2 separate regions of the Homo sapiens genome follow, and region 1 is linked to region 2. A link is a loop called in an ENCODE intact Hi-C map of the cell type or tissue named here. Cell type or tissue: B cell. All regions are shown on one strand. Each heading gives the region's core, and the rest is flanking DNA. Links, peaks and the distances in the headings are about the cores only.

Region 1 (15,465 bases), core at 1-8,000, 83 kb after region 2:
GAATTGAAATATTTTTTTCCGAATTCAAACAGTTTGAGGGGATATCTTTTAAAGTATTTGCCTTCCTTCTTTTTAGTACTCTGGTTGAGAATGTCAGAAACATCAACCTGAATATTATCTTAATTTATTATAAATGGAGGGGCTTTATTTTCTCAGATAATCACAGAGTTTTAGATCAAACTTACAAATAGCTTTATAAACTATTTTGCTCTATAACTTTCTTAACCAATTGTAAACTTTTTAAGTACTTTTTATTCTCTTAATGTTGTCACTGTATCCAACCTCAGTGAATAGTAATACCTTAAATAAATTAAAATTGTGAGTGATTATAAGTTTTATTAAAATTTTTATTTTTCTGGCTCATGCTTTTAGTGTATTTCAAGTTTTTATAAAGCTTTATTTTAAAGCCATCTTTAAGAAATAAAAACCATACATTTTCAAAGCTTCTTGACTCTCATAAGTTAAAGTTGGAGCACTTACACTATTTTACGTAATGTGATGTGCTGTTACTACATATCTCACTGTCCTAAAGCATTTATAGCTGAAAACATAGATTGAGCAGTGGATAATTTTATGTAATAATGTAGCAATTTGCTTCGCAAAATGTGAATTGCACTATTCAGGGGATGGCCCTATAGTTCAGGGTTTAACAGATGTTAACCAAAATCCACAGGGGGAAGCACATGATTGTGAACTGGCAGAAATGAATGGAACTGTGAGGGTAGAATTAATTACCTAAAGGAGAAATAAAGAGTTAGTGTCAGAGATGTGGTATAGGAATAGGTTGAGAAGAGAAAATAATTTTGGAGCTTAACACAAGAGACTATATGGGACTAAAAAAGACAAAAGGCACATCTTACCAGATTCTTGAAATGCTGGCATTGCAGTCATCTTTCAACATAAAGCAGCTTCTACCCATCCTTTCTCTCTTGGAGAGAGGACAGAGGTAGAGCAGCCAAGGAGACAAGTGAAAATAGTTTATTTAGAACAGAAAACTGTATTTGCTTCTTGACAATGATTAAATATATGTGGCAAAGTCTTAGTGCATTTGGAAGTAAATGTAAGGAAAGATGACATAGAAAAACTCATGCCCTAGCCCCCAGTCTCATGACTTCTCACAGATATTTTCAGGGGTAGGAGGAGTTAGTGAGAGGGTATCTTTTACCTTGCCCTTTTGATCAGACCTTAGCTGATTATGTGCTTCAGAAGCTGGTGGGATGGGTAGGAGGAGTAAGTGGTTTAGATAAGGTACAACAGGACAATTTAAGATTATGAAAAGATTAGAAATATGTAAGAAAGAGAACAACTAGCAGAAGAATCTTAAAAGCCCTGGAAAACTGGGTGGTGTTGGGATGGGAGTGAGAAAGAACAGAAATGCTGGCCCCAAACTTTCTGAGCATTTTTATCTGTGACAGGACCCTCTGTACAAGAAGATGATGGGATGAATTTTATTAACTCTGCATCTGCCTAAAAACACACTTGAGTTCTTCAAGATATTTGAACTAAACCAGGTCTGGTGCCTGGAAGGAAAATAGTCTTTAATTATAAAAGATCCATTATTTGTATATCCTTTTAGTAGCACACATTTTAAAAATAGCAGCCTTGGCCGGGTGCGGTGGCTCATGCCTATAATCCCAGTACTTTGGGAGGCTGAGGCAGGCAGGTGGATCACCTGAGGTCAGGAGTTCGAGACCAGCCTGACCAACATGGTGAAACCCTGTCTCTACTACATACAAAAAATTAGCTGGGAGTGGTGGTGCATGCCTGTAGTCCCAGCCACTTGGGAGGCTGAGGCAGGAGAGTCGCTTGAACCTGGGAGACGGAGGTTGCAGTGAGCCGAGATTGTGTCATTGCACTCAAGCCTGGGCAACACGAGCAAAACTCTGTCTCAAAAAGAAAAAAAAAAAAAAACCAAGGCAGCCTTATCAAGATATAATTCACATACCATAAAATTTACCCATTTAAAAGGTACAAGTTAGTGGTGTACAGTATAGTATAGTATAGTATAGTATAGTATAGTATAGTATAGTATAGTATAGTACAGTACAAGTTGTGCAACCATCACCACTATCTAATTTCAGAACGTTTCATCACCCCAATAAGAAACCCTGTATGGATTCTAGAGCCCATTATCTCCAGAGGTCGAGAGCCCATACTCTTCGTGACTGTTTTTCACTGTCTCATTGCAAGGTTGTTGAAGATTAGTAGTAATGTGTGTAAGCATCGAGCTTAGTACCTTGACATAGTGGGAAAAAAAAAGCCAGTAGTTTCTATTTATCATAATGGGACATTAATGGTAATTCTTTCTCTCACATTTCCACCTGCGTTTTTTTATTGGTCCACTGTCAACTTCCTGAATGATATTTATTTTAAAAAGGAAACAGGGAAAATAAAACATGATCCAAAGAATACATTACTTTAATGTAGAGGGGATATAAATGGAAGGGCACTTTTAATGAGCTTAAACATAATTGGAGAACATGAAAGAGGCTTTTTATTTTTACTTGACAATAAGACATAATATTGCTTTAATAATTCATGTCCTGCTTACTCAAAAAAAATTTCTACTTAATTTTTTACTTAAAGTTACAAAGAAAAGCCAGCGGAGTTTTTGCCATGGAATTTTTATAATTTCAGTAATCAATATCTAAAAGGTGATATCGATAAGGGAATATTAATTTTGCCCTTAGATTTGATGGCAATATCACTTAAAGTTATTGAGCAAACTGATTTCCTTCATTTTGCTTCAGTTTCCCCTTTTATAAAATGAGTTAGTGATAGTTTTAATAAAAAATTTGATTATAAGGTATAATGTTTATAATTCAAAATTTATTTGCTATAAAAAAATCTTCATGAATATTAGATTGAATTTCCCACCATAGACCCAGAATCTAAAACAAATGACATAATATTTAAATAAAAATCTAGGGAAGACCATGGGAATATTATATAGAATAATATCTTTTTTTTATCCAGTGGTCACTCACATTACATTTGTGGTAGTGGTAAACATGGGCCAGTGGAATCTCTTGCCAACTTAAAGATTCTTTGAGTATCTCTATGAGTGGTGTAAAAGGTTTCTGAGAAAATTATTCAGTATATTTCATTATGAAAAAATTCTACTTTGTGAAGCTTAAAAATCTCATTTTGAAATGGCAAGCCTATATTCACGTCAAAGTAAATCGATGCCTAATAATATAGCCTGGCAGGCCAGGCACAGTGGCTCATGCCTGTAGTCCCAGCACTTTGGGAGGCTGAGCAGGTAGATTGCTTGAGCCCAGGAGTTTGAGATCAATCTGGGCAACATGGTGAGACCCTGTGTCTACAAAAAAAACAAAATTAGCTGGGCATGGTGGCACAGGCCTGTAGTCCTAGCTGCTTGGGAGGCTGAGGTGGGAGGATCACTCAAGCCTGGCAGGTTGAGACTGCAGTGAGCCGAGATCGCGCCACTGCACTTCAGCATAGGAGACCGAGCGAGACCTTGTCCCAAACACACAAACAAAGAAATAAACAAATAAAAATATAGCCTGGCAAAAACAAATAGTGCTAAGTGAATAAGGAAATTATAAAGCCATGTTAACTGTAAATTAAGAGATTTAAGAGGTTTACCAACGAATGTATAAACTTTGTGCATTCTGAGTCAAGCAAACTATTAAAAAATGACATCTATGAGAGAATTAGAAATTTGAACACTGGTTATTTTATGTTATTAGGAAACTACTGGATTTTTTTAGGTGTAGCAGTGGTATTATGGTTAATTTTTTTAAAAACAGTTCTTTATTTCAGAGAGAGGTGTGCCATGATATTTAAATATATAATGTCTGACAAATAATATGGGAGAGGAGAAAGAAACAGGGTAAATATAGATGAGATGAGATCGGCCATAAGTTGACACTTGTTGAAGCTGAATGATGTATATATGGGAGTTTATTACACTGTTTTGTCTACTTTTATACATGTTTAAACTTCTCCATAATGTAAAGGTAAAAGAAAAAGGTTGAGATTGATTAAAAATGTAACATTTTTCTTTTATCTCTATCATGAGATCTAGTATATTAATGCATATATTGCTTTATGCATCTGGATATAAAGTACATAGAATAGTGAACTGATTTTTTAAATTGTTGTTCAAGTTAATGTTTTATGATAGAAAGAGCCTAAGCTTTGAAATCATACCTGAATTCGAATCCCAGCTCCTCTACTTAGAAACTTTGTTAGCTACGGCAAATTACATCAATTCTCGAAGCTTCAGTTTCCTCATGTATAAAATCTCACTAATAATATCTACTTCACAGTTACTATGAGTTGTAATGAGTTTTAATGAGATTATAACTCATAAGGAGTGCTTGCCACATGGTAGGCACTTACTAAAGTGGTAACAAATATTATGTCTCAAAGTAGGGCGAGGCAAGTACATACATGTATAAAACCTTGATAATAAAATTTTCATGTATCTTTTCATAAAATTCATTCATTCATTATAGCTGAACACTGGTGTAGGGCCATGAAACTCACCATGTATATATTTGTAAGGTTTGTATTTATAGAGAGCATTTTTATTGGTGGTAGCCACTTCAGAGGCTAGATTTACAAGCTTTTTGCTATATGGTGTCTGAGACATGTTGAATGGAAGAACAAATGTTGCTTAACTTCTTGTCCCTTATGGTCACATACTTGGAGCATGTAGTTATGACAACTACAAGAAGCAAAACATTAAAGCAGCAAAGAAACACCATCTTTACACTTTAAAAAAAAGAGGAAGGAAATTTCCTTTGAAGTTGAAGAGAAGTGTTTTTGAATTAATGGAGTGTACAGTGATTTTACTAAATTTTATTTATGAAAATACTCTTTGCATTCATGCCAAAAGGTTTTAGCACAGTCATAAGTAGGATTTATACAAAGAAACACAGCCCAAATTTATGACGTGTTTGCAAATGTAAGAAAAAGTCTAAATTTACAATATTTATAATTTATTGTTAAGTATCTTTCCACCACTATTCCTGGAATGCTGATATTTTATAAACACAAGCACTGGTTTTGAACCTAGACTATCTCAACCTATACTACTTTTTAAAAAAAGAAATATTCCAGCATGTTTTTCATGTCTTTTGGGGATTTAATAAGGGGGAAATGAACCCAGGCTGAATACTCCTGCCTTTGGCTTTGACTCAACCTTTTAACATCAACAGTCTTGACAGCTGCTTTTGTGGCTTGACTTCCTTCAGGCATTTTCCCCCTTTTTCTTATTTGCTACATTTTATACAAATTAATCTGTAGCAAGTGGACACACACACAAACTGTTTTTGAAGTTAATTACTAATTTTGATACCTTTTCAAATAATTTACTTCCTATACATCTACTGGTAGGGTGGTTTTTTTAGTGGAATAATGCATTTTTAAAAGGGCAGAATAATGCATTTCAAAATTAATGCAGCAATTGTTTTGCAATGACTATCAAAGATTCTTCTTTTTTCTTTTTTTCTGAGACAGAGTCTCGCTCTGTCACCCAGGCTGGAGTGCAGTGGCACGATCTTGGCTCACTGCAAGCTCTGCCTCCTGGGTTCAAGCAATTCTCCTGCCTCAGCCTCCCGAGCAGCTGGGACTACAGGCGCCCGCCACCACGCCCGGCTAATTTTTTGTATTTTTAGTAAAGACAGGGTTTCACCGTATTAGCCAGGATGGTCTCGATCTCCTGACCTCATGATCCATCCGCCTCAGCCTCCCAAAGTGCTGGGATTATAGGCGTGAGCCACTGCACCCGGCCAAAAGATTTTTTTTTTAACAAAAAGACTCACTTTTTTCCTTTCTAAAGTTAACATTTCCCAAGATTTTTATGTCCTTTCTAAAAGTCCTTCCTATTCTGTAGTAGATGATATTAAGATATAAAAAAAGAACTAAATTTTATGCAGGTAAAAGAAATCATTGGAATCAGGTAATGCTGCCTTCTGTATTCCCTATACAATGTATTATGTACAAGGATGTTCATGATAGCATTGTTTGGAATAGCAAACAGACAGCCTAAATGCCCAGCAATTGGGGACTAGTTAAATAAACATACACCCATTTAATGGAATGCTATATAGAGTTAAAAGAAAATGATACATATATATGTAATATGTATGTAATACGTAATATGGAAGGTTCTCCAAGGAGTATTGTTAGATGAAAAGGGTAATTTGAGCAAACTAGTGTGTATAGTTTGTTTCTGTGTGTGTGTGTGGCACAAGCACACGTGTTTTTATTTGTATATAGAATATTTTTGGAAGGATACATATGTATCTATTAACAGTGGTAATCACTGTTGAGGGGGATACTGATATGAATGAAAGAGAGAATATTCTTTGGTACTATTTGAATTTTCACCATGTGCATGTATTATTTTTTAATGTTAAAAACTGGTTAAAATAAAAAATGAGATAAATCTATATTGCTGATATGGAGCAGTTGTCAAGATAAATGGTTAGGAAGAAAAGCTGGATACAGAACAGAACAAATGTTACCATTTGTTTAAAAAGAGGAAAAAAATACATATGCCACACACACAGAGACCCTTGTTATATTAGATACAAAAATTCATAGAACACCCAAGAAATCTCACAATGGTTGTCTCTGGAGAGAAGGATCAAGAGAAGAGAGGATAGATGAACTTTCATTATATGCCTTCCTGTAACATTTGAAGGTTTTGCTCTGGGCATACTTAACTTTTTTTATTTAATAAAGAAGCTTTCCAAAACAAACAAAAAAACAGCATGGTAGTAATCTATTTTTCAGTAGAATCATGATTAGCAGTTTCTTACCCACTCAAGTTTTCATCTATCTATCTATCTATTTATTTATTTATTTATTTTAGTTTTTGAGACAGAATCTCGCTCTGTCACCTAGGCTGGAGTGCAGTGGCTTGATCTCGACTCACTCACTGCAGCTTCCATCTCCCAAGATCAAGTGATCCTCTCACTTTGGCCTCCCCAGTAGCTGGGACTACAGGCATGAGCCACCATGCGCAGCTAATTTTTGTATTTTTTGTAGACATAAGGTCTCACCATGTTACCAGGCTGGTATCGAAATTTTGGGCTCAAGAGATTTGCCCACCTCAGTCTCCCAAAGTGCTGGGATTATAGGCATGAGCCACTGCTCCTGGCCTATTTATTTTGAAATGTTAATTAATGGGAAAGGCCCTGATGATGGTATAAAACAGCAGCATTCTCTGTTGTTTAATGTTTGAGAACGTTGGTATATATAGGTGTGTTGAGTTTACTTATCACTTAAAAGTGAATTTTTTTTTTTTTTTAGACAGAGTCTCGCTCTGTCACCCAGGCTGGAGTGCAGTGGCACGATCTCAGTTTACTGCAACCCCCACCAATAGGTTCAACCAATTCTTATGCCTCAGCCACCCAAGTAGTTGAGATTACAGGCATGTGCCACCATGCCCGGCTAATTTTTGTATTTTTAGTAGAGATGGGGTTTTGCCATGTTGGCCAGGCTGGTCTCGTACTCCTGGCCTCAAGTGAAAAAGTGAATTTAAAAATAAATTATATGGCCAGTCATGGTGGGTCACATCTGTAATCTCAGCCCTTTGGGAAGCCGAGGGAGGCTGATTGCTTGAGCCTGGGAGTTCCAGACCAGCCTGGGCAATACAGAGAGACCCCATCTTTATAGAAGATACAAAAATTAGCCAAGCATGGGGGTGTGCACCTGTGGTCCCAGCTACTTTGGAGGTTGGGGTGGGAGGATCACTTGAGCCTGAGAGGTCAAGGCTGCAGGGAGCTGCAATTGCACCACTGCACTCTGGCCTGGGTGACTGAGTGAGACCCTGTCTCAAAACAAAAACAAAACAAAAATAATAACAATTTTAAATTAGTATTGTATAATACTCATGGTGACTGATAATGATATCTTTTCTTACCCCATCTTAGTCTTTTTAGAAGTTCACAGAACTTCAGATTTTCGTCTTCACATAGATGTCAAGGAAAATCAAGTCACTGAAAATTAATGACTGCTTTAAGTTTGTTTGATTAGCCCAGGGGACTTTGGTTGAGGAAAAAAACAACTTATAAATGATTTCTCTTAGAAGGTATTATTCCTGGACTAACACAGAAAATCAGGTGAGGAGTACAGTTTCTGAGCATAGAATTTTTACATAAGAATTAGTGTTCATCAAGACTTGTGCCTCTAACAAACTTTCATGTTCTAAACACAAAATATTGAGAGAAAAGTGTAGTCCATTTGAATACAAGCTTTTTTGTTTTTTTTGCTTAAAACTTTTTTGTGAGTAAGTAGGTTAAGACTTCAGACCTGAAACCCAATGAATTTGCTTGATATTTTGAGGCTAAATAATGTAATAGGTGGACCCAATTCTATTAGAAAGCATTTATTTTTCATTTGGCTTCTCATCAACACATGCTTCTCTCAGAAACTTGTTTATGAAGATGGCTAAGTATCACTAGCACAGGAAAGGGACTGCTAAGTTATAGGCAAGGGGATTTATATGACATATAAAATAAAGATTCCAGTTTCTGCTGACTCTTGTGAGGCAAGTAGTGGAAGAACCAATCTTGTGAACCCTATCGGTCCTTGTCAGCTGATGTGAATTTAACACACATTTGCCATCCTGGAAAAGTTATTGATCATGATTAATCTCTAAAATGTATTTTCCTAAACTTAAAAAGTGATACCACTTACCCTTAAGATTTATGCACTTTACTTGTGTTAGTGATGCCTCAATTAAAAAGTAATTTTTTTAAATAAAGAGATACTTTTTCATGTGAAACTTTTTTTCCAAGGAACCAAATATTGAACTGAATTCTTGACAGTGAGAGGTTTTGGCTGTTGATAATGATGTTACATACATGTTGTCAAATATGTGAATGAGAATCCCTGTTTGGAGTGGGATGTGGCATGGGGAGGTTGAATCTTGTCACCATTTGCCATTACAGCTTTAGTGGTATTGGAGGTTTATGTTATCACAAAGAAAACTTACCCTTTCTTCAGTATGTTAAAAGCTGGCTCACATGTTTAGGCCTGCTAATCTTACCCATAATCCATTCTTTACTATGTATTATTTTATTTTTACTCCTTGGACTTTTGAAAAACATTTCTTATATCTACCTGTAGCCTGTACAACATGTCTTCTTCTTCTTCTTCTTTTTCTTCCTCTTCTTCTTCTTCTTCTTCTTCCTCTTCTTCTTTCTTCTTTTCTTTTCTTTTTTTTTTTTTTTGAGACAGAGTCTTGCTCTGTCACCCAGGCTGGAGTGCAATGGCGCGATCTCGGCTCACTGCAACCTCTGCCTCCTGGGTTTTAAGCAATTCTCTCTGCCTCAGCCTCCCAAGTAGCTGGGATTACAGGCACCTGCCACCACGCCCAGCTAATTTTTGTATTTTTAGTAGAAATGGGGTTTTGCCATGTTGGCCAGGCTGATCTTGAACTCCTGACCTCAGGTGATTCACCTGCCTCGGCCTCCCAAAGTGCTGCAATTATAGGCATGAGCCACTGCACCCGGCCATCTCATTCTTCTTTAATGGAAGATATTGGAATCCAACTAGCCTTGTAGTTTCTCTCAAGAAGTTTCTTAAGTAATGTTGGCTTACCAATTGGGGCATAGTAGACCCCAAAATGTATCAGGATTGTAAATAAGTGCTAAGGCCTACTACAACTTGCTGTTTGGGAGAAAGGAAAGATGGGACAAGAAAGCAAGATGAACCAATAGTAATAAAATTGCTACATTTATGTGGCATTATATATTTTTCAAAGGCTTTTCCTGCTCTGAGACTTAAAGCATGATGGTGCCAGAAAGGAAACACATTCTTTAACCAAGCCAGGTCAATGCTATATTTAAGTATCCAACAGAATCAAACAGAAGGTGCTGGAAAAAAATCAGTATATTGATTTCACTAAGCCTGAGGTGGCTGTTCTAAATTTTGCAAGCATGAAATTCATACCAAAAAGTGATATTTTGAAAAAATTACTACATTACTCGATAATAAATTTCAACTATGAATTGGACCACTTCTTTCTTGACCAAATCATTGACCAAATTTTGTTTTGTCTGTCAGTTCTACTCTCCATACCTAACGTGACTACTGCTATTATCACTAATAATCATAATTTATAGATTTACTTTATTAAAGTTAAAATACTAATTGATAGTATATACCATAAAGTCAACTCACTGGCTGTCATTCAATATGCCTTGCCTTTGAGTAATGATCATGATTTATTAAACATGCAGATTTTCAGGCTATATAGTTCAGTGGATTAGAACAAGAGCTTAGTAATCAGACAAGTTGGGGTGAAAGCCTGGCCCTGCCACTTATGAGTCACCTATATGACTTTGGGTAAGTTATTTCATCTTTGTGTCTCAATTTCTTTATCTTCATCTTTGGGATAATAATACATCTCAGGATTGTTTTGAGGATTAAATGAGATAGTCCACAAAAAGTCTTGACCCAGAGCTTGTACCCAGTAAGAGTTTAGCTAGCTATTATATAATTATTATTATTATAGCTAACTTTCTCCTATATGTCAAAAGATACTGAAAATTCAGTTGGATAGCTTTGTAATAAGAATTAAGGACTGAGAATACAGTGGCCCAAAGAAAACAGAACTATGAGCCAATAATTCCAGATTATGATTGCCTGGTTGCCATATGATAAGTGCATTCATTTTACAATATATTTATCCACATACTACCAAATACCTAGGTTTATATATTTTGAATTATGTCAAAATCTCATTACTGTTGAAAATATTCCCACTCAGCAGGTTCCATTTTAGTACCAGTTGAACAATACCAGTGGTAGATGGAATGTGTTAGTGTGAAGCTGGAATGACTGCTGACAGGCTGTAATTTGCTTTATGAAGTGTGGGTTGTCACATATACAATTATCTGGTTTATATTTGTTGCTGCCAGCCCTACAGTTTGTTAACATCCAGGAGTTATGCCTTTATGTGAAACCTAAGAAGGGTTAAAAATCCCAGCATTTTCTTACAGGGTGGGAGAGGAGAAGACAGTGGCTGCTTTTTTTTTTTTTTTCTCTTTTCTTGTTTCTTTTTCTTTTCTTTTTTTAAGAACTAGGATGATGCTACACACTACAGCTCACCCTACTGGTCAAAATTAAAAACTGCATTACAAAGGACCATTTTCTTGAGGGAAAAAAAGAAAAAAAGAACTTTTCAATTAGCTCCCACTGACATTTTCCTGTCCAATCCACCACTGACAGATATAGTTCATTCTGAGAATATCATTAAGCTATGCTGCCCTTTCGGTTGTTGGATTCACAGGTGTTGTTATAGTGATTATACTAAGAGTGTCTAATCAATTTGGCTCCATTTGTGATTATTTAGACTGTGCCACTCTCCTCAAATGTTATCTCTAAAGGTTCTTAAGAAGGCTGTTATTCTTAGCATGATTACATAATTAGCAAACAGTAAAAAACTGTAGTTTTTTACTAAGCTAAGCTAAAAACTGTAGTCTTAGGTTCAATTTACTTCTTGTACATTTGAGATCCAGTTGGAGCAACTTTTTAAAAGAATGATAAATGGAAACTTTCTTTACCTGACCTATCATTTATTCTGTAGACTTAATGACATTCAGTACCATTACACTCACTGCCAGGGCTTTGGGGGGAAAAAAGGAATATTTATACATTGAATTATAGATAGGTGTAGTAAAGGAAAAAAAAAAGAGAGATAGGCAGAAAGTCCGACTGTATAGAACAGAGAAGAATTTGAGTCCTTCACTATACATGGATTAATCACAAGAACTAACCACACAGATCCAAATGGATATTTAGAAATTGGTGAAGCCTCTAGGATGTTCTCTGGAAAACACAGTACATTTTCTAATGCATGAATATGTGCAAAATGGTATGTAATTTATAATGGAAGTGTTGACAGAATTTTAGTTTTGGTGCAGCAAATGTGCTCTATAATATACTTATGTGTGAGTAACATTTCATATATGGTCACATCTGTACCCAACATATATCTTTAGTTGGTATTAGATTCAATAACTTAGTTGAATGGTTATAATAAGGACCAATAAGCTGCAGTTTTGCTAACCTTACTATAGTTCAGCTTTGGGAGCTGTATTACTATTAAATTGGCCCATGAAAATCTGGCAATATTAATGCTATCAAGCATGAAAACTAACTGGACTTGGATCAGGGAGCTTTATTTATAGCATTTTAGTGAGAATTTATTAGTTTAAAGAGGGAGCTGTATTTCTTATGGGATCTTAAATATTAAATAGAATAGGAAGTCATGTGTTTCCTTCCAACAACAACAATAATTTAAAATTTTTCAATTTTAAATTAATCTAAATTTCCTTATATAATCCAGAGATACTTGGTGAAGTAATAGCAAACCCTAGTGTTTTGTTGTTGTTGTTGTTGTTGTTCTTTTTTGTTTGTTTGTTTTTGAGATGGAGTTTCACTCTTGTTGCCCAGGCCGGAGTGCAATGGCACAATCTCGGCTCACCGCAACCTCTGCCTCCCGGGTTCAAGCGATTCTCCTGCCTCAGCCTCCCAAGTAGCTGGGATTACAGGCATGCACCACCATTCCTGGCTAATTTTTTTGTATTTTTAGTAGAGACAGGGTTTTCCATGTTGGTCAGGCTGGTCTCAAACCCGAAACTCAGGTGATCTGCCTGCCTCGGCCTCCCAAAGTGCTGGGATTACAGGCATGAGCCACCACGCCCGGCTGCAAACCTTAGTTTTTAACCACGCCATATAAACAGTTGGTTGCAAATATGAATAGAGTCTTTATAATATAGCTCACAATTAATTTGAAGAGAAATAAAAGACGATGATGTAGACTAACAAAAAAAATCGAGACTTTACATATTGAATAAGCAAACATATATGTTTTCTCTGTTATTTGTTATTTTCTCACTTTTTTTAATGCTTAAACCATTTTCTGTCTTTTTAAATTTCTTTCTCATTTCTCTGGTAAAATTGTCATTATGGCCTGTTTTTGTCTCAAAATAGTATCTGCAAATTCAGGACTAAACGGATTTGCTGTGAACTAAAATAGTTACAAGGGGAACATCATCATGGTTCATTTTTCTCCCTGTTTTATTTGGAATTGAATTAGTAAATGAAGTTTTAGCAGTTTAATTCACTTCTCCATAAAGTTTATGGAGCAGCAACAGCTGGTTGAATCTGTGGCAGAAAAAGCCAACTTCTAGTGGCCAAGACTATTGTTTCAGAATTAAGGGGGAAAACTCATTAACTGTTAATGAAAACACAGGGAATAAAAACAAATAGCACAGAAACCCTAGGAAATAATTACCTTACACCTGACACAAAGCTGCTTTATCTTTCTGCTCCAACCCTCAGAAATTCACAACTTATCACTCTGTGGAGCATGAATGAAATTGAGTTTGACTCTCAGAAAAGAATAGAGAAATCATCCTGCTTATGGGCCCCTCAACATGTACTGGGTGGAGAACCTGCCATTGAATATACCAAGGAGTGTATCTAACGCCCAATTCTTATGACACTTAGGCTACAGGAGCAAATTACCTGCTAATAGCAGGTGAACCCTTGATATAGTTCCACTAGATCTTGTTTAGAAATACAAAGAGAAAGGACTGAAGGTAGTGGATGTGATTAATGGAGATATGATGTGTTAGAATATATATCTGTATAGAAATATATTGATTCTGAGGGAGTTGCAGTGGGAAAATGTGTCTCCAGTGGCAAGGGGTCTTGCTTGTGAGAAATCCACTCTAAGCAGATAGAGTTCTAAGCCCTAATTGTAGAGCTGCTGAGTGGAAATGTCTGTCACTATAGTTTGTGATCATTTATGTCTGATCCCACTGGACTACAGTTGTGGCCATTTAGAACTGCAATTGTCAGAGCTATAGACAAATCCAGAGAACACGTACAGTTATGTTTTAAAGAAAAATGATGTTCTTAAACAAATCCAAAATGACCACAATAATTGCTGTTCTTCTATAAAACTTTTCACCCATGCATCCTCAGTAGTTGTAATCATTTCAATTACATGGGAGTGTATATTTATATGGTATTATAGCCTTGTTTCTGTGTGTGCCCAAGGGAACTGGGTCACTTGATATGACACTAAAAACACTTATAACAACATCTCCATCATCAGGAACTAATTGCACTTGGGTGTAAAGCTTATTTCTAAATGTTCCCGCACCACAACCATTTGTACTACTGACCTAGGCTCTGTTTTGCTGCATTGAGTTGTATATCTATGTCGTTGTGTACTTTACAGAGGAACTGTCTCATGTTTGACACCAGGGGTGGCTGTTGAAAGCACACCTTGGGTGACTATACTCAGAAACCATAGGAATCACGTGGAAGTGACTTTTCCATCTGAAGTTAGGAAAGCAAGTGCCAAATCCAGGCAGGTGTTTTGGGTAAGACTTTAAAAACTGAGACTGTGAAGGCAATGTGATACCCTGGATTGGATCCCAAAACAGAAAAAGTACATTAATGGAAAACTTGTGAAATCCAAATAGAGTCTGTAGTTTAGTTAATAGCAATATACCAATGTTAATTTATTGGTTTTGGCAGATAGACCTCAATTATGTAAGAAGTTGACATTGGGGGAAACTGGGTGAAGGGTATGTAGGAACTCTGTACTATCTTTGCAACACTTACATAAATCTAAAATTATTCCAAAATAAAAAGTTCACTAAAAAAAAAAGCCCTTCCTGATCTGCATGTTTTTTAAAACACTTAGAATGTGAGCATGTACTTTTTTTCTTTCTTCTTTTCTTTCTTTTCTTTTTTTTTTTTTTTGAGGCAGGGCTCACTCTGTTGTCTAGGTTGGAGTGCAGTGGCACAGTCATGGCTCACTGCAGCTTTTACCTCCTTGGCTCAAACGATCCCCCCATGTCTCAGCCTCTCAAGTAGCTAGGACCACAGGCACAAGCCACCATGCCTGGCTAATTTTTCTACTTTTTGTAGAGATGGGGTATTGTCATGTTGCCCAGGCTGGTCTTGAACTCCTAGGCTCAAGCCATCCACCTGCCTTGGCCTCCCAAAGTGCTGGGATTATAGGTGTGAGCCACTGTGCCTGGCTAGGTTCTTTTTCTTTAATGGTGGATTTGCCACATTTTTGAAGCAAGCAGAGAACTTTAAGTCCAGAATAATAGTTTATACATAATGTTCAGTATATCCTACAAAAGTTAAATTTTGCTTGGCAATTCCAGTACTTTTTTTATTTTTAAGGATTTTTATTTGGCTTAAAATAAAAATTCCATTTAACCTTGCAGCTCACTTTCAGGTTACTAGCCAGGCAGTCCATTTAGATTGTGTTGATAATATAATTTTAGTGGACTTCCAGTGATGTAAAATTTGAGCATTTTAATCCTCAGTCCAGTATTTGAGAATTTTTCTGGTTACTATGGAAATTACACAGTGATGCTTTAAGCATAGCTATAAACTTTGTATACTGATAAGTAAACTAATAAAAGAGAGTATTTCTTCTGG
Region 2 (8,725 bases), core at 726-8,725:
GTTTTTCAGACAGGGCTTCACTCCATTACCCAGGCTAGAGTGCAGTGATACAATCTCAGCTCACTGCTGCCTTTGCTTCCTGGGCTCAATCGATCCTCCCACCTCAGCCTCCTGAGTAGCTGGGATGACAGGCACCCACCACCACGCCTGGCTAATTTTTGTGTTTTTTGTAGAGATGGGGTTTCGCCATGTTGCCCAGGCTGATCACGAACTCCTGGGCTCAAGCAATCTGCTTGCTTCAGCTTTCCAAAGTGCTGGGATTACAGGTGTGAGCCACCGTGCCCAGCCCATAAGTCTTTATTTCCTGCGCAGTCTTCCAAACCAGATGTCCCCTGTCCCTCTGAGATGAGGACCTTTGGTGAAAAGTGGATGTTTTTAGATAGAGGTAGAGCATGTCTAAGAGTCCAAACCTTTAAATTATCCTGAGAACAGTTTGGTTGTATATCCAGAAATGAACACTGCCATAGTCTGCCATGGTGACAAGAGGTTCAAAGGGTGTTGAGAAAACTATTTGTGTCCCGGATGCAGAGGAGAGGAGAAGCCCTGAGATACGTGAATTAGACCTACTGGACAGGCCTTTATGAGCAAAAAAGCTGTATGTGTGTGAGGGGAGAATGTGGCATGAGACAGTTTTTCTTCTGGAGACAAGGAACTCTGTTCTGGTGAGCTTCCTGCTGTGCTCTAAGGACCTTCAAGTTGCCAGAGGATTTTTAGCATGGACTGGGCCCCATGAATGTCCGGTGACAATAAAGATATTCCTGGATAAACATTTCTTTTTTTTCTTTCCACCAGGGCCCTGTCCATGCTAACTTCTTTTAAACTTTTCAAACCGATTGATGGTAAAGCATACATCAAGTCATATTCAGTTTAATAGACATTTAGCGGGTGCCTACTATGTGTAAGGCCCTGTGGATGCAAAGCAGAAGAATATACAGAGATCTCTGCAGAAAGACTGCGGGGGCTTCTGTAGCATCTCCATTCTCAGCCACCCAATCCTACCCAACCACAGTATCTCTTGGGAGCAGATGCTGCTGATGTGGGCAGAGCAGAGTTAGCAAAGGCACGACTTGTCACACACCACTGCCACAATCCGTGGCTGTAAGAGGGCCTCAGCGACCTTTTTGGGCGTGGGCTGTTTGGTTCAGCTTCCTCTTCTGAGACCCCATCTCCTAGCTGCATATCATGCTAGCAGGACCCAGAGAGATTTATCTGGTGACCTTTCTGCATGCGGAATCCAAGCAGGGGGACCGAGAAAATCAGCTCCGAAGCGGTTAATTTTACTGGCTCCTAAATTGATAAGCGGTGGTACGTCAGTCTGAAATGAACTCGCCTTGTTCGACGGGGTTCTAAGACAGCGGAACTCAATCAACAGCGGGCCGCAAGGTTCAAGGCTGCAATTCATCCCGCCGTGCCTCTGAAAAATGGGAGGTGACAGTTCATTTTGCCAGTGACAGTCTGTCGGTCTCGCTCGCTGCTTCTCCTGTCGATTGCCTGGCTGAGGTGAAGTGCAGCTCAGAAACACCCTCGTTTGGTATTCTACTCAGCTGAGCAGGATGGTCCCAGGACCCAAGGTGTGCAAATCTTACTGCCCCTACAGCTTGTCTTCTTCCCTTCTGGGAAGCTCTGAACTGCTCATGCATGATTATGGGTCCCAGGAGTCATCTTCCCACTTCCTGTCCTTCACCTTTCCCTCCAACCTTCACTTCCGGTGGACTGGGCTTCCTCCTGTCGCTGGGACTTTGTGAAAGAAAGCTAACCTGCTCAGGAGCCTTCCAGCCTACCGATAGAGGACTGCATAGGCAGCGACAAATGGGCGTGGTGCAGAGAAGTTACTAGTGCAAGTGGGGGCTTGAGGGAACACCAGACACAACCAGCTTGGCTCTGCCTTGGCAACCACAGCTTTAGTTTTAGAGAAAGCCCTTGAACAAGGGCAGAGAGAGGGGAAGGAGAGAGAGAGAGGTTACCTTATGAATGCATGCACCTAATCCCAGACTGCCACGTTTGCCTAGCACTTTCTACTTCTCTGAAAATGATAACACATATTTGAATTAAAGTTCATGTGCCCTTTGCTAACTTTCCTCATTTTGATAACCATACTGGGTGTTTGTGGGTTTTTTTGAGACGGAGTCTCACCCTATTGCCCAGGCTGGAGTGCAGTGGCACGATCTGGGCTCATTGCAACCTCCGCCTCCTGGTTCAAGCGATTCTCCTGCCTCAGCCCCTGTTACTGGGATTACAGACGCATGCCACCACGCCCAGCTAAATTTTGTATTTTTAGTAGAGATGGGGTTTCACCACGTTGGCCAAGCTGGTCTCGAACCCCTGACCTCAGTGATCCACCCGCCTTAGCCTTCCAAAGTGCTGGGATTACAGGCGTGAGTCACTGCGCCCGGCCTCGTACTAGGTGTTATTTTTAAGGGAATATCCTCATTCTTAGAAAATACCGTTGAAGTTTTTAGGGAAAAGGAGCGTGATGACTGTAATTTACTCTCAAATTCAGAAAAAAATGTAAATTAATCTAGTACTAATTACTTTTCTATAATTAACATTTTATTTATTATGAAAAATAAAGTAAATTTAATAATTGATGATTATTAAATTTAATAATTAATAATCGAAGTTAATAATTGATGATTCCAAGTGAATGGTATACTTGAGTTCTAGATACTATGATAACTTTTCTGTAAGTTTGAAATTATTTCAAAATAAAATTATTTTTAAAAAACCCAACAGGCCAGGCATGGTGGCTCACGCCTGTAATCCCAACATTTTGGGAGGCCAAGGTGAGTGGATCACTTGAGGTCAGGAGTTCGAGACAAGCCTGGCCAACATGGAGAAACCCTGTCTCTACTAAAAATACAAAAATTAGCCAGGTGTGGTGGCACGCACCTGTAATCTCAGCTATTCGGAAGTCTGAGGCAGGAGAATTGCTTGAACCCAGGAGGCAGAGGTTACAGTGAGCCGAGATCGCACCATTGCACTCCAGCCTGGGTGACAGAGCAAGACTCTGTCTCAAACAAACAAACAAACAAACAAACAAACAAACAGACTTACCTTGTAGCACTCACTCAGTAATCCTTTATTGAGGACCTACTATACACCAAGCATAGCAGTTGCTGGGAATACATTAGGAAATAAGATAGGTAAGATCTGAACCCTCAGGAGGAGAAGACAGGTGGCAGGTAGACAAGTATTAGGTTGGTGCAAAAGTAATTGCTGTTTTTGCCATTACTTTTAATAATTTTAATAATTACAGATGGGATGTGAGTTTTGAATAGCAGGTGCTAAATGCTACAGGAATGTAGGAGAGGGAAATATAACCCAGTCTGGGGAGCCAAGGTTGGTTAACCAGACAAAATGAAGTTGAGACTTGAAGCATGAGTAGGAGTTAGCTGGGTGAAGGGGAAGGGGAAGAGTGTTGTAGACAGAAGGAACAGCACATGTGAGCAAACGGAAGTGGGAGTGGGTATGACTCATTGAAAAACTGCAGGAAGTCTGTTACTGAAGATGATGGAGAGTAAAGGGTCCATGCAGGCAGCAAGGCTAGAAAGATAAGCAGGAGGTTATGGTGGTGGCGATGGTAGACGCTTGTTAGCCATTGTGAGGAAGTGAAATATTGGGAAGCTACTAAAATTTTAATTAGGAAAGAGGCATGGGCAGATTTTTAAAAATGACATCACTGGTTTTAGGGTGGAAAATGGGTTGGTGGGGCGTAAAACCAGAGGGTTGCAAGGTAGAAGATGATGGTGGCTTGGACCAGGATGGTGGCAACAGACTAGAGAGAAACAGATTGTTTGAAACATATTTTCCAGCTAGACTTGGCAGAGGAAGAAAGAGGGAAGAAAGATGACCCCCCAGGGTTCCAGATTGGGCAACTGGATTATCCATGGTGCCATTTACTTACCTAGAGAAGTTGGAAGGAGAAGGTGACTTGGCCAAGAAGGGGACAAGTGGTTGTGGAGTCTGAGTCCACCCTGCACATTTCACATCCAAAAATGTAACACCAAGTATAGCAGAGTCCCAGGCAGGATGGAACTAAGGCTTCAGTGAGTGGAGTGAGCATAATCATATCCCTGATTTTCAAGGGCTCAGAATTGGAAACTTTTCTATAATGATTCAGGCATACATAGGCAGGTCTGAAGAACAAGGGGTATGATGGATAGATTGCTTTTTCTGTGCAGCAAACCTACCCATTTCTTCCAGAAATAACCAACTGTGTTGTCTAAGAATTTCTTTTCTCCCCTATTCCACACAGTTTCTGTAGGAGCTGTTATGTAATTGACACCACCTCACACCCCACCACACCCCATGGCCACAACGCACTCAGGTTGGGCCTACCAACTACTGGAGTATTAACAACTTGGACCGACATGAGAATTACATAAATGGTTGCCTCCTCCTCCTCCTTAAAACACTAAAAGGAACTTCAGTGCATGTTCCTGGAGTCCATGGTAATCCCTGGGAGCTGGACAAACCCTTGGTGCTTGCCACACTGATGATGTTAAGCTTGAGGCCAGGGAAGCCTGCTACTTACAAGATATGCGTTAAATGCTGTAAAGGGATCCTGGAAAAGGTTGGGAAATCTCCACCTTTCGAGATCATGGAGTTCTGGCATGTTAGACCTAGAAGGAACCTTATTTCCTCATTTATAGTTGGGAAACTGAGTCCTTTAATAAAAAGGAAAGACAATTAAATTACCTGTCCTAGATGGTTTAGTTACTCAGCAACCAGAAGACATAATGTCAGACCAGATGTTCTCTTGGGGTTCCTATAAACTCCACTGTTCTTTGATCTTGTGATTTTGTGTTGGACACCAGCCAATGAAACCCCTGAGCAATCAGGTTTATACTCTCCTCAATGGCCTTAGAGAAAGAGTATGGCCTGGGTGGAGACAGTTGTGTGGAAGCCCACAGTTCTGTCACGTAACTATTTTCTTCTTTAGAATCTTCTCTCTTTTGGCATCAGCTGACACAGGAAGTGGTAAAGCTATTATCTGTAGATTCAACCAAATCACCATTTCCTGATTCTAATGTTCATCAACCACTTTTGAATCCTCCCCCCACTTCCCCTCTATTTTAGTTTGAGGTTCAAAAGCACCCATGAGGTAAATTAATACTCAGCCAAGCAGAGTGAGGCCCTGATGCTCTTGTGGTTCTGCCATTAATTTGCTGTAACCCAGGGACATCCAGGCTAGTCCCTCAGGTTTCTCTCTGTAGGTAAAAGGGTTTCTAAAGTTCCTTCCAGCTCTGAAATTCTGAGATTCCTTGTTGAATCTCATTCTGCAAGGGGAATCTTATGGACCAGCTCCCTCTGGGAAGAAAAATGTTTCATGCAACCCTATGAATCTCATCTTAGTCCAAATCTTTTTTTGTTTGTTTGTTTGGTTTTTGTTTTTGTTTTTTAGAACACTATACTGGAAAAGTGAAAGAATCAGAGAAGCAGGATAACTGGCAACTGAAGTCGGCCAGCATCTCATGTGAATTAGAAATGGAATCGGGGTGCTAGCATCCAAGTGACCAAAGAAACTCTTTGCTGAGGTTGCATGGAGTTTAAGGAAAGAGGCTGTGGGGTCCTCCTTTGATGCAGCTACATTTCCCTCTGAGCCTCTGTCTGTTTCCTGTCAGTTTAGTGCAAAACTCTAGTCTACTACTCTGGGCTGGCTTAGAAAAAATGCATCCTGGTTTTGTTCCAATTCAGGATAGAGGTGGGGAAGTCCTGCTGAGCCTCTCCCACAGTGAGCCTTCCCCTCACCACTGGCAGCACTGACACCAGTGACTAGCATTCATTTCTTGGGGTATGAGTCCACTGAGGGTGGGAGGATCCTCACATTAACCATTATTGGGTACCATCTTAAATTGCGGACTTTGGAAGCCCTTGGCCTTCCCTTTCCCAGGCATTTTCTCCTTGGAGTGAAGATGTTGAAAGTTGGAGGTTAAATGACTTGCCCTAGGTCACAAGGTTGGTGGCACAGCAGGGATGAAAACCTTGGCCAATCTTCTGAGTCCTTGGTCAGACCCTTACGCCACAGCTGCTCTTTGTATAAGGGACAGTCTCACCTCCCAAGGACACTGCGCAAGGATGCCAGATATTGATATGACTGTTGTCCCAGTCCTCAGTGACCTTCTACATCCTGCAGCCTGCTCAGACAGTAGAGGAAGCAGCTCTGGGGCAGAGGGAACTGCCATATGTAGAGCTGCCCTGGTGGAGATAAACAGGTTGTCTGTCAACGTATGAAGCCTATGTAGGGCCAGGACCACAGAGCTTCCATTGCAGGAGAAATTAAACCTGTCTTGCACACCAATCCCAGTGCTCTGATTACATTTACAGAGGTCATGGCCTGCATTCTGTCACCATGGAAACCTCTCAGGCTGCCAGGGTGTTTTCTGTGCATGTGGTTGATATTTAAAGGCAAAGTCGCAGGCCGCATTGCTGAACTATCAGCTGCCAGGGGCAATTGCTCTCCTCCACCAGCCCGCGTCCTGGTGCTTCGTCCCAGAGATAAGAGGAAGGGGAAGAGATGAAGAAAAGGGCCCACCTGTCTCTAACAGGAAGGTCTTTTTAGTAGAGCCAGGTTTGTAGGGAGTCAGGCTATAGGGTGCAGGTGCTGGGATAGCAGATGAAGGGCAGTAAAAAAGGGCCCCAACATTGTCAGAATATAAGCATTTTCTCGCAAGAACACAGGCCCTCATGTTTAGTGCATCTCATTTTTTCTCTGATTCCTCCTCCAACTCATGAGCACATGTCATAGTGGCCATATGGAGCTGGGGAAGCCCCCTTTGCCTGAATGCCCTTGGTGGTTTCTATTTTGCACATCTGGTAGCTGCATGAATTGTGCTGATAACAATATAGCTTATGAAGGATCCCTACTTATTCTAAAGACCCCATAGCACTGTCCTGGAAAAAGCTATCATGGGAGTGACTTATCAGGAGTCCCAGGTGTTGGAAGAGGTAAATAACACCAGATTCAACAGAGTAAGAAAAGAACACAAGTGCTGACTTGGCTTGTGACCATCAATTTTTTCTTTCGTCTCAAGACAATTATTTCCACACCATTGAATGAAGTGTAGATAACACGGGCACCTTAATAGGCTGAGAGCAGAGGCTGTTTAGAGGAGATTTCAAGCACTGTGAGCATAAAATGAACATGAATATTCTGCAATATGCATCTTACAATTTGTCATTAAGTGGATGGCCTCAGTGATGTGATGCAACAGGCTTTGATTGGAATATTGAGCTCTGAAAAAGGAAATTCTGCATCAATAGTCTCATGATGCAAAATATCACATATTACTCAATAAGAAGTGTCATTGTGTTGAAAGTGCAGATGCTAAAAAGTACAGCAGCAGATAGGAACAGCTTGATCCACAAGGCACTTTTCTTTAGGAATTTACAGCCATTCCCTGAAGCTACTCAATTGTCCTTGGAGGTAGAACATGGTATAGCCTGAAATTACAATTCAGGAAATGAAGTGGATCTGTTTGATTTAGTTTCTAATCCTTCAAACTATGAAGACTTCTTTATGATGTTTTCTATTTCTCCACTTATTTATCTTTTCATTCAACTTCTCATTCACTCTCTTTTCCCTTTTTCTTTCTCACTAGCCTCATCTCTAGGCCATCAACCCTCCCACACACTCCCCAAGTCGTGTCCGTCTGCCACAACCCCAGCCCTTCTGTAGAGCTTAGCCCTGCTGGCAGCTCTCCAGACTAAAGGGACTACAGACTCCTAGGATATGATCTTCTTTCTGATTGGTTCTTTGCAGGGTCTTTATTTATAGTGAAAACTTTGTTTTTGCTGCAATAAGTGAAAAGAGGTGTTAATATCTCACGCCTTCCAGATCAGTGTTTCCCCCATGTGGTTTGGAGAACACTAGAAGTATTCTAGAATAGATAGGGCAGGGAGGAAATCTCTGGAGGTGGGTGGGGAGAATCTGATAACCTTGATTTGTTAGAGCCTGGTGCCAAGGAAGCCAAGGCCACACTCTATTCATCTCTTTAAAGGCAGATTAGCTTGATAAAGAGGAAAACTCTCATCCTTGGCAACCAATGATACCTATATCTTGGCCACTCCTCAAATATATCTTTAATGAGTAAGAAAGATCAAATGAGAGATTATGGATAATTTGTATATATATTTATTGAGCATCTGACAGGTGCTAGTTTTTGCAGGGAATGCAGGGACAGTAATCACTAAACTTTACAAAGCACCTACCATGCTGCAGGCAGGTGTAAGCACTACATATATTAGCTCTTTGGATCTTCACAACAACCTTGAGAATACAGTTACTATTGCCATTTTACAGCGGAGGAAATTGAGGCATATGGAAGATAAGTAACTTGTCCAAGGTCACAGCAAGCGGTGGCAGATTTGAGCACAGGGTTGTCTGACTTTAGGACCACTACATTCTATACTCTATCACCTCTTTGATGGGGTCAGAGCCATGCTTTGGGATATATACTCTGAAGCTTATATGAGGGGTGGCATGGGATGGTGGGGAAATTGGATGTGGGAGGCCGGGTTAGAAGCCATTTCAACATATCACTTCCCAACAAAGATATTGAGAACCAAACCCAAAGAGGTGACATTAAGGACGCAAGGAGGGTAAGGATTCAAAAGCCACTGCGAGGAGGTAAGACTAGTGGCCTTAGTGGCTGTTTAGAATGAGTGAGGAAGGGTCGAAGATGACTTCTATATTTTGAGCTTGAATTACCAGGAAAACAGCAAT

Evidence for each region. Hi-C counts contacts between places; a loop is a spot of excess contacts. Peaks named below come from ENCODE experiments on the same cell type or tissue, not always from the same donor. Only the 100,000 strongest peaks of a DNase experiment are listed, where the experiment ranks them.
Region 1: it touches region 2 in a loop (2.8-fold over the local background); 34 of 110 quality-filtered maps call a loop at or near these places.

Annotation. Positions count from the first base shown.
Region 1 is chr17:48,347,648-48,363,112 of GRCh38, reverse strand. The region is part of intron 3 of SKAP1 (src kinase associated phosphoprotein 1); the gene reads left to right. Among named protein-coding and RNA genes, the nearest start is that of SKAP1-AS2, 61 kb to the right of the region's middle. In B cell, for the core only: no CTCF peak of the experiment used is centred there; a DNase peak (open chromatin) is centred at 4,642; H3K27ac peaks cover 1,028 bases.
Region 2 is chr17:48,437,783-48,446,507 of GRCh38, reverse strand. LOC101927166 (a long non-coding RNA gene) reads right to left here and starts at 1,675. Exons shown (of 6, transcript NR_110804.1): 1 at 577-1,675; 2 at 1-15. It also overlaps a transcript of SKAP1 not described here. In B cell, for the core only: no CTCF peak of the experiment used is centred there; DNase peaks (open chromatin) are centred at 1,897, 5,007, 6,387, 6,777 and 1 weaker place; H3K4me3 peaks cover 1,925 bases; H3K27ac peaks cover 1,191 bases; H3K27me3 peaks cover 1,219 bases.